Regions from separate parts of the Homo sapiens genome. Here region 2 is linked to region 1. Evidence: chromatin contacts called from ENCODE Hi-C data. All regions are on one chromosome and are shown on one strand. The core of a region is the stretch at or near the end of the contact, and the rest is flanking DNA. Distances in the headings are between cores, read along the strand shown. Region 1 holds the start of RTF2 (replication termination factor 2). Region 2 overlaps VAPB (VAMP associated protein B and C).

Region 1 (3,882 bases), core at 1,021-3,520:
AGCCAGATAAAGAAGTAATCTGGAAGGGTCCCAAGTGCAGGGCTGTCCTCATGGAGTTGGGGTAACTCTCCTGGCATGTGGATGTTGTCGGCAACCCAGAAAATCTCCAAACCCTCAACTTCAGGGATCTTTATGGAGACCCCACCACGTAGGCATGATGGATTATTAACTCCATGTCCAATTCCTCTTCTCCTCCCTGAAGGATGGGGGTGAGGTGGGGCTGAAAGTTCCAGGCTTCTAATCTTGGCTTGGTGTTTCTGGTGACCAGGCCCCATCCAGGAGCCCACCAATAATTGCCTTATTAGAACAAAAGATGATCCCGTCACCCAGGAAATTACAAGGAATTTAGGTGCTCTGCGTTAGGAACCAGGGCAGATTTCACAATATTGATCCGAAATGTAAGCTCCACCAGGGCTAGACTCTGCCTTGTTCACTGCTATATCCCTGGGGCCTACAACAATGTATATATGGTAACCACTTATTAAGCATTTGTTGTGTGAATAGTTATAATAAAAATCCATCCTGCCTAGGCATTCTGGCTTTTTTGAATCGCTCTTCCTTCTTTTCTACCCTCTTCCGACACCTGTTTCTTGTCAAGCCTTTCATTAAGCTACTCCTTTTCAGCCCTGGGCACAAGAAAACAAAACTGAGCTAAACACTTTTTTGGTGAAAGCCAAAAAACCACTCATGAATGCTAATTATCCAGCATTCGCCTGTTTACATGTACGTATGATCAGAGGGTACACTTCATCCTCTTGGGTATTCATTCATTCCCATATTCACACATACTTATTAGGTGTCTATTATGTGGCTGACACATGGTAGGGGTTACAGAGGTAAGACACACAAGGTTCCTGTCTACGTGGGAAAGAGACAATAAACAACACAGTGGTAGGCACTGTTAAGAAGAGAAGAGAGAATATTGGAAGTGAGGCACATTTCAGTTACAGTGGACAGATGACATTTGAGTAAAAAACTGAATGAAGTAAAGAAACTCATCATGTGACAATCTCAGTGAAGAGTATTTCAGATTGATGAACTCACACTCCAGGTTGAAGAACAAGAGGCCTGTTTAGCTAGAACAGTATGAAAGAGGTGGAGAGGGGCAGAAGATGAGGTCAGAAACATAGGCAAGGTCTGCTCAAGGGTCTGACGAGATTTTATTCTTAATGTGATGGGAAGCCACTGGAATGCTTCAAATACAATAGTGACTTAAGGGGTTTACCTTTTAAACAAGCTCTCCAGCTCCTGAATCAGAATACATGAAGTCTCCACGTGTGCTTTACAAATATTTTTGTAAAGAAGTCTCTACTAGGTGCTTTACAAATATTTTATCATTAAAAAGTAATTACTTGTGCTAACTTTGAAATCCCAAATAAGTGGATGGGAATCCTGGCTTCACTACCTACCAGCTGTGTGATCTTAGTCACCTTAATATCCCTGGACTCAATGTCCCCGTCAGTAGCAAAGAAATTATTATAATTTCCTCGATTACTTGTGAGATCAGGGATTATTCACTCATTTGTTTATTCGAAATATTTAGTGTGCCAGGAACCATGCTAGTTGCAGAGAAAAAAAGGGTACAGCCTCTGCTATCAGGAACTTACCGTCTAGCGGGGAAGACTTGATACAAATCAACCACGTACAGCCGTGTGCAGGCTAAGACAGTTTATAAAAGGATGTGGTAAGGGAACAGTTTGGGAAGGCTTCTCTGAGCAAATGAAGTTAGTGTATACAAAACTCAGTATACACTAGGTATTTGTATTATTGCTACTAGTCGCAGGTAGGGTTCAAATCCTGGCTCTGCCATTTACTAGCTTTGCAAATTTCTCCTTTTGAGCCTCAACTTCCATGTCTGAAAATGAGGACAACAGTATGTAGCTATAGGGCTATTGTGATAATTACATGAGATACCCCCTGTTAAGATTACTGTCCAGTGAATGGCAATAGTCAGCACCCATTGAATGTCCACTCTTAATACTGTTGTTAATTTTGAGTCCTCTGAATGGAATAAAAGACCGCAGCCAGGTCTGGAACTCCGCTGGCTCCCCCTTCTTACTTCCTCTCGTTTTCTGGGGTCGTCAAATTCCCACCACCCCCGGTCGCCAAGAGCCGGCCCACATCACTGACCTTCTCAACCTTCTTCGGCCCCTTCACCAGTTCATGCCTCTTGGGGATTGTTCCCCCGTCGCAACCCATCGCAGGACGGGAGTCAGAGCCAGCAGCAAACCCCCAAAGCTGTCACTTCCGGGATTTCCGGCGAAATCCGCAGCCACTTCCGGCGCACCGCCGTGACGCAGCACGCTGGTCGTGGCGTAGCGGGGCGGGGCGGGGCGGCACGCTAGGCGCGGCGTAGCGGGGCAGGGCGAGGCCGTTACCAAGTGCCGGTTGTCATGGAGAGCGTCGCTTGGAGGCTGGGCGTGGGCGGGTTTCCTCGTTCCCGTGAGACCCTGGGTTTCTGCTGCACAATCGGAATCACTCGCCCACGCTCCGGGAGGGCAGCGAGGGCGTGGGCGGCCCGTGCGCATCCACCGCTCTTTGACCCTATCCCACGCCAGCTTGTGTGGCTGCGGAGCGGGCACATCCCTGGACTGAGAGCGCCTTGAGGAAAAGGGCCGCCCTCCTGTTTCTGCGATTAAGGATGCCTATGAACGGAATCTGCTGTATCAATGGACATTTTTGTGTTTAAAAGGAGAACGCATCTTTCTTGAGCGCCAACTGTGACTCAAGCACTCACAACAAATCTTGTGAAGTGATGTTACAACAGATTCTAGGAAGTAAGACCCTCCCTTAAGGCCTGGAACTTTCTGGTGTTGCCATGCATATTGTAGATGGCATGTGTGTGAAATTTTGCATACAGTTTGTGCGTGTGTGTATTTCATTCACAGTTTCCTGAAGCCCAGGCTAAAAAAATTTTATTAACAATCAAGTATCATTAATAGACGATATAATAGTTCTTATAAAATATACACTGATGTTGCCATGCCCGTTCCAAGAGTCAGGCTGTATTTTATCTATAAGAACACAAATCCCTTGCTAAAAATTCATGATTGTCTGTCTGCTCTTAGGCGATTGTCTATCTCTCTGTTTGTTCCTTTAATTATTATAAATATTATGGGAAAGTGCCTATAATCCCAGCACTTTGGGAGGCCGAGACGGGAGGAGCACCTGAGCCCAGGAGTTCCAGGTCAGCCTGGACAACATGGTGAGACACCATCTTGAAAGAAAAAGAAAAATTAGCCAGGCGTTGTGGTAAGCTTTTGTAGTCCTAGCGGCTCCGGAGGCTGAGGGGGTAGGAAGGATTGCCTGAGCCCAGGAATTCAAGGTTGCAGTGAGCTTATGATTATGCCACTGCACTCCAGCCTAGGCAACAGAGCAAGACTCTGTCATTAATATGTATGTATGTATGTATGTATGTATTTGTACATATATATGATGGGAAAATTTCTCCATTGCCAAGAAGGCAGATCTTTATGATTGGATATTACCCTATTGACCTACGTGAAACATAAAAACGCTGAAAATATTTTTTACTTGGGAAGAGTTGCCCAGAAAATACGTGGATGTGGAAACTTCAAGGGCTATATGTAAGCTTGGGGTACTTGTTACTGTGATTAATGAGAATTTTAAAAAATAATCCCTTTAATTAGTTGGTCTCTGATTGATTTATGATTTATTTCTATGCTAACCACAATAACTGTAAGCTCTATGAGGGTAGGGACTTCATTTTGTTTTGTTTTGTTTTAGACAGAGTCTCGATCTGTTGCCCAGACTGGAGTGCAGTGATGTGATCTCGGCTCACTGCAACCTCAACCTCCCAGGATCAAAGCGATTCTCCTGCTTCAGCCTCCCCAGTCGCTGAGATTACAGGCGCCCGCCACC
Region 2 (4,100 bases), core at 575-3,074, 1.9 Mb before region 1:
CTAATATTAAATATTATTGAGATTTTGAAAATATCTATCTGTATTGTGTGTGTGTGTGTGTGTGTGTGTGTGTGTATATGAATAAAGATTCTTTGTTGTGCAAAGTGATTGCTCCTCTTCCTTTTCTAGAGTTCATGAAATTCTGGTTTCACAAATACATATCCTTCCTTTGTTATTTATCTTCTGATGTAGCTACAATACTTTGAAACTCAACCTATATATGTTACCAAATAAGTTGTATACCAATTTGATATATAATCTATCAGGTCTCAGCTTTCCAGATACAAGTTTAAAGTTATTAGCTTCACAACAGTTTTTTCCACTCTGCATAAAAAAAGCTATATTATTTTATACTCTTGCAAACACAAATTAGGTACAGTATCTCTCCTTTTCACAGCCTCTCCAAAAAACAAATTACCATATTTCACTTCAACTCTAAAAAGATTACCTTCTGGGAAGGTAATAATCTGTCTCCAGAAGCCTATGACTTTTGATGGATTTTGTTAAGACAATAAAAGTGTGCTTGAGGTTTCAATACAGTAGACTCTCTATGTGGGAAAAATACACTAAAATGGAGGGACACGGACATTCTAAAGCAAAATCTGTTGGATATCTTATTAATATTTTTAAATTTTACCCTTTGACAGTCTATTTACATTAAAAAGTATCCTATTGCTTTCTGCGTTCTATACCCATCTGCAGTGCACCAATCCCCACATTATTTCTTTTCTTGTTTATGTAAATCTTCCCCTTCTAGAATGGAAACTCCATCAACACAGACTTTTTTGTCCCTCTTGTTCATTACTGATCATCAGCACCTAGAGCACTTGCAGGCATAGAACAGATGCTCAATAATATATTTGCTGAATGAACAAATAGCCATGCCATGCTTCCATCTACTTCACACAATGGCTGTATTCTTCCTCTATGCACCCTCTGTAAGCACATCCAGGCTCTGGGTGAATAAATACTGAGACTACTGCTGCTCCTGTTCCAGCATTACACCCTTTTCATCTTCTGCATAGGACATATTTTGTTTGTTCCTTTCCTGTTTCCACATGGAGTGGGGGGCGGGGTGGGGGGGGGGGGTGTCTGTCCTATTCATCACCAGATCCTCCAAACTAGAACAGTGCCACAAACATAGTAAAAATGTATGCTGCATGAATACGAGACTTCCTCAGAGGTCATTGTACTCTGATTCTGCTGCATTTCCTGTAAACAGACACCTACTTCAAAACCCGGATCTGAAATCACTCTAAATTTGTGCTGCTTATATACAGGTTGAAGGTATTAAAAATGCTCACTGTGTCAATAATGCTTTCATCATAATTATTCTATGGTGTTTTTTTTTAAAGTTGCCCCCTCCCTAAAAAATGAAAGATACCATACTAACAGATATTCGAAGAGAGTGAGCTGTTAAATAACCATGAACTCAAGAATAAGGACACTGGAGAAGTTTTCTTAAAAATCTATTTTCTTGATCGAATTGTTAGCTCACACATTAAATCAATGCTTTAGAAACAAAAATAAAGCTTTAAAGCTTTGCAACCAATGTGTTTAAATGGCAGACATTATATTCCAATATTCCAGCAGAAAGCCTGATTGTATAGCTCTTATTTTGAAATAACCACATAAAAACAACCCTACCCATAGACACATAACTTTCCTGAAGAACTCTTAGAATGCAGTGTTTTAAATTAATAAAGTATTCTCCTGGTATCCTCGGGAGCCAGCCAGCTACTGAGAAACATCACACCTGTTATTGCAGCAAGAGAAATCAACACCAAGAACTCTCACTGATGATGCCATCAAAGGCACACCAGAAGCCAACTTGATTGAAATAGACTATACCAGACTTGCAGGGTGCTTACTCAATTCACTAGTTTCCTAGGTCTTTCAGAGCAGAAAGAAACAAAACTCAGCCTGCCACCACCTCCATGGGTGGGAAAACTAAACTGGAAGACATGCTACTGTATTTTAAGAATTCCTAAGATCAAACTCAGGAAAGCTACCTGAAAAAAAATACAAAGTTAGTAAGGAACAGCCTGGAAAACTAAGATATTTGCAGTTTATATAACAGATGAATGGCCAGAATTGAAAATATATAAAGAATTCTCTTACTTACAATAAAAATTCTAAAATCTCATGAAGGAATACTATACAACTCTTTAAAAGAATGAACTAGATCTGTATTTCAACAGTTGATAGGTCTCAAAAACATGTTAAGTCATCCATACACCATGACACTACATTAAGTGATCTAGAAAAAAACGGAAATAGTTCACATTAAATTCCTCCGGGGAGTTAAAAAAAAAACAAAAAAAAAAGGAGGGCGTATGAATCAGCAGATATGGAGTACAGACATGCCATAAATTATTAGTGAAGTTTTACTTGTTTTATTAAAGAAAGATTTAAAACGAGTCTTCTAACAAATTATTAACATTTAGTTACTCCATACTGGGGTATTTATATTATCTGTATTTTTCTGTACTTAAAAATTTTTTCATATACAGAAAGCTACCTGTAGTTTATGTGAGATCCAAACAAGGTTCTTTTGAAATAATTTTCTACTTGTTCAGACTTGTAAAGTTGTTGAAAACTGATAAACCAGCCTTGATAGTCATGCTTGTATAATTTATAAAAATCAAGGTTATCACTCAAAACATGTTTAAAGTTGCAGTGGTCTCATTAACTCAAGACAAAGACCCATGTGTACAATTCTGACAAAAGCTTCTGTATGAACTTCAAATACTAGAAACCATCTAAAGATAAATACTGTCACTACTTTCCTTTAATACACTAGATTTTTTTTCGTAATAGAAAAATGGCTAAAAGGAGTATATAAGAGCTGAGGCTTCATACATTCTATCTATATCCAGCACTAATATTATCGTGCAGTAGAAGATTATTCACAGATGAATTTTACATCAGTTCTAAAAGGATCTTAGACGATTTAATAAACTGAATTTTTTCAATGCATTCTTTATCCCATTGACTAACGAACATCTAGTAATTATTCTCTACTTGAAAGACCAAAATTTCTGATTACAGTAATCACAAAAATAAACAAAAAGATAAGCAATATTCTACTGCAAATAAAATTCTATCTAAATAGAAGAGTGACAAAACATGATTCACATTTTACACAAAGCAGGATGAGTCAAGACAGATAATATGCTCAAGTTAGGGGTATGAGTGATAAAATAGCATGGGGTCCCAATTTCTCATGGTTGTAGTTGTTTTAACAGTTCAAGTGCAAAAAGTCATTAACAACAGAAGTAAAACTTCTCCAAAGTGTTCCATCTTTAGTGGAGATGACAGCATGTGAAAAAGCCTCCATACGAAAATCAACACATCCAATTCACACCAGATACAGAACAGGGGAGAAGAACAAGTTTAGCATTCTGCACCTTGATGATCCAACTGGAATTTTCAATCTGTGAACGATGAGAAACAGTAGAACGTGGTTTATCAGTTAGTGTGTAATCTGTTCTGGTTCCTTTTCAATAAAGAACCTAAGTGGCTATACCAGTGATAAGAGATTATCAACCAGGTCAGCAGCTTCTTAAACTCAAGAAGAGGCCAGGGGAAAGGCTGTGAGACTTGGATGAAAAATATTTTCTATTTTTCCCTTACTCTGCCTTTGGAAATTATGCTCATTCTTCAAAGTTTTGCTCAAACGTCTTCTCTTTTGGAAAGGTTTACCAAATCTCTTTAATCAGAAGAAATTACTCCTTACTGTTCTATGTCACAACAATAAGCTGACTGCCAAATTTATATCTGCAGCCTGGCCCTCTCCCCTGAGCTCCAGACTCAACTACCTATTTAACATCTCTCGTTGCAAGTGTACTGAGCATCTCAAGTTTCTCATGTCCAAACGGCACTCTTGAGTCCCACTCTCCTCCCTCAAACTCAATGCTTCTCATCTCAGTAAAGAAACCACCACTCACCCAACTGCTTAGGCCAAAAGCAGTCTCTCTTCCTCTACATTTAATCTACATTCCTCTATATTCCTCTACATTTAATCTAGAAACCCTGTCTCCACTAAAGATACAAAAATTACTTAGGCGTGGTGGCACATGCCTGTAGTCCCAGCTACT

Evidence for each region. A loop is a pair of places that touch in the nucleus more often than their neighbours do. Pooled maps may share reads with other maps.
Region 2: a loop to region 1 is called in a pooled map, with 2.8 times the contacts of the local background. The contact joins the enhancer-like site here to the promoter of RTF2 in region 1. A Hi-C loop is called at or near these places in 2 of 50 pooled maps.

Annotation. Positions count from the first base shown.
Region 1 is chr20:56,467,015-56,470,896 of GRCh38, reverse strand. It overlaps RTF2 (replication termination factor 2), which reads right to left and starts at 2,270. Exons shown (of 9, transcript NM_016407.5): 1 at 2,131-2,270. The coding sequence starts at 2,199.
Region 2 is chr20:58,405,880-58,409,979 of GRCh38, reverse strand. All of the region lies in intron 1 of VAPB (VAMP associated protein B and C), which reads right to left. Among named protein-coding and RNA genes, the nearest start is that of VAPB, 19 kb to the right of the region's middle. Within about 2 kb of position 1,824, at least 11 of the 41 ENCODE cell types and tissues checked have a DNase peak (open chromatin) inside an H3K27ac peak, as active enhancers do.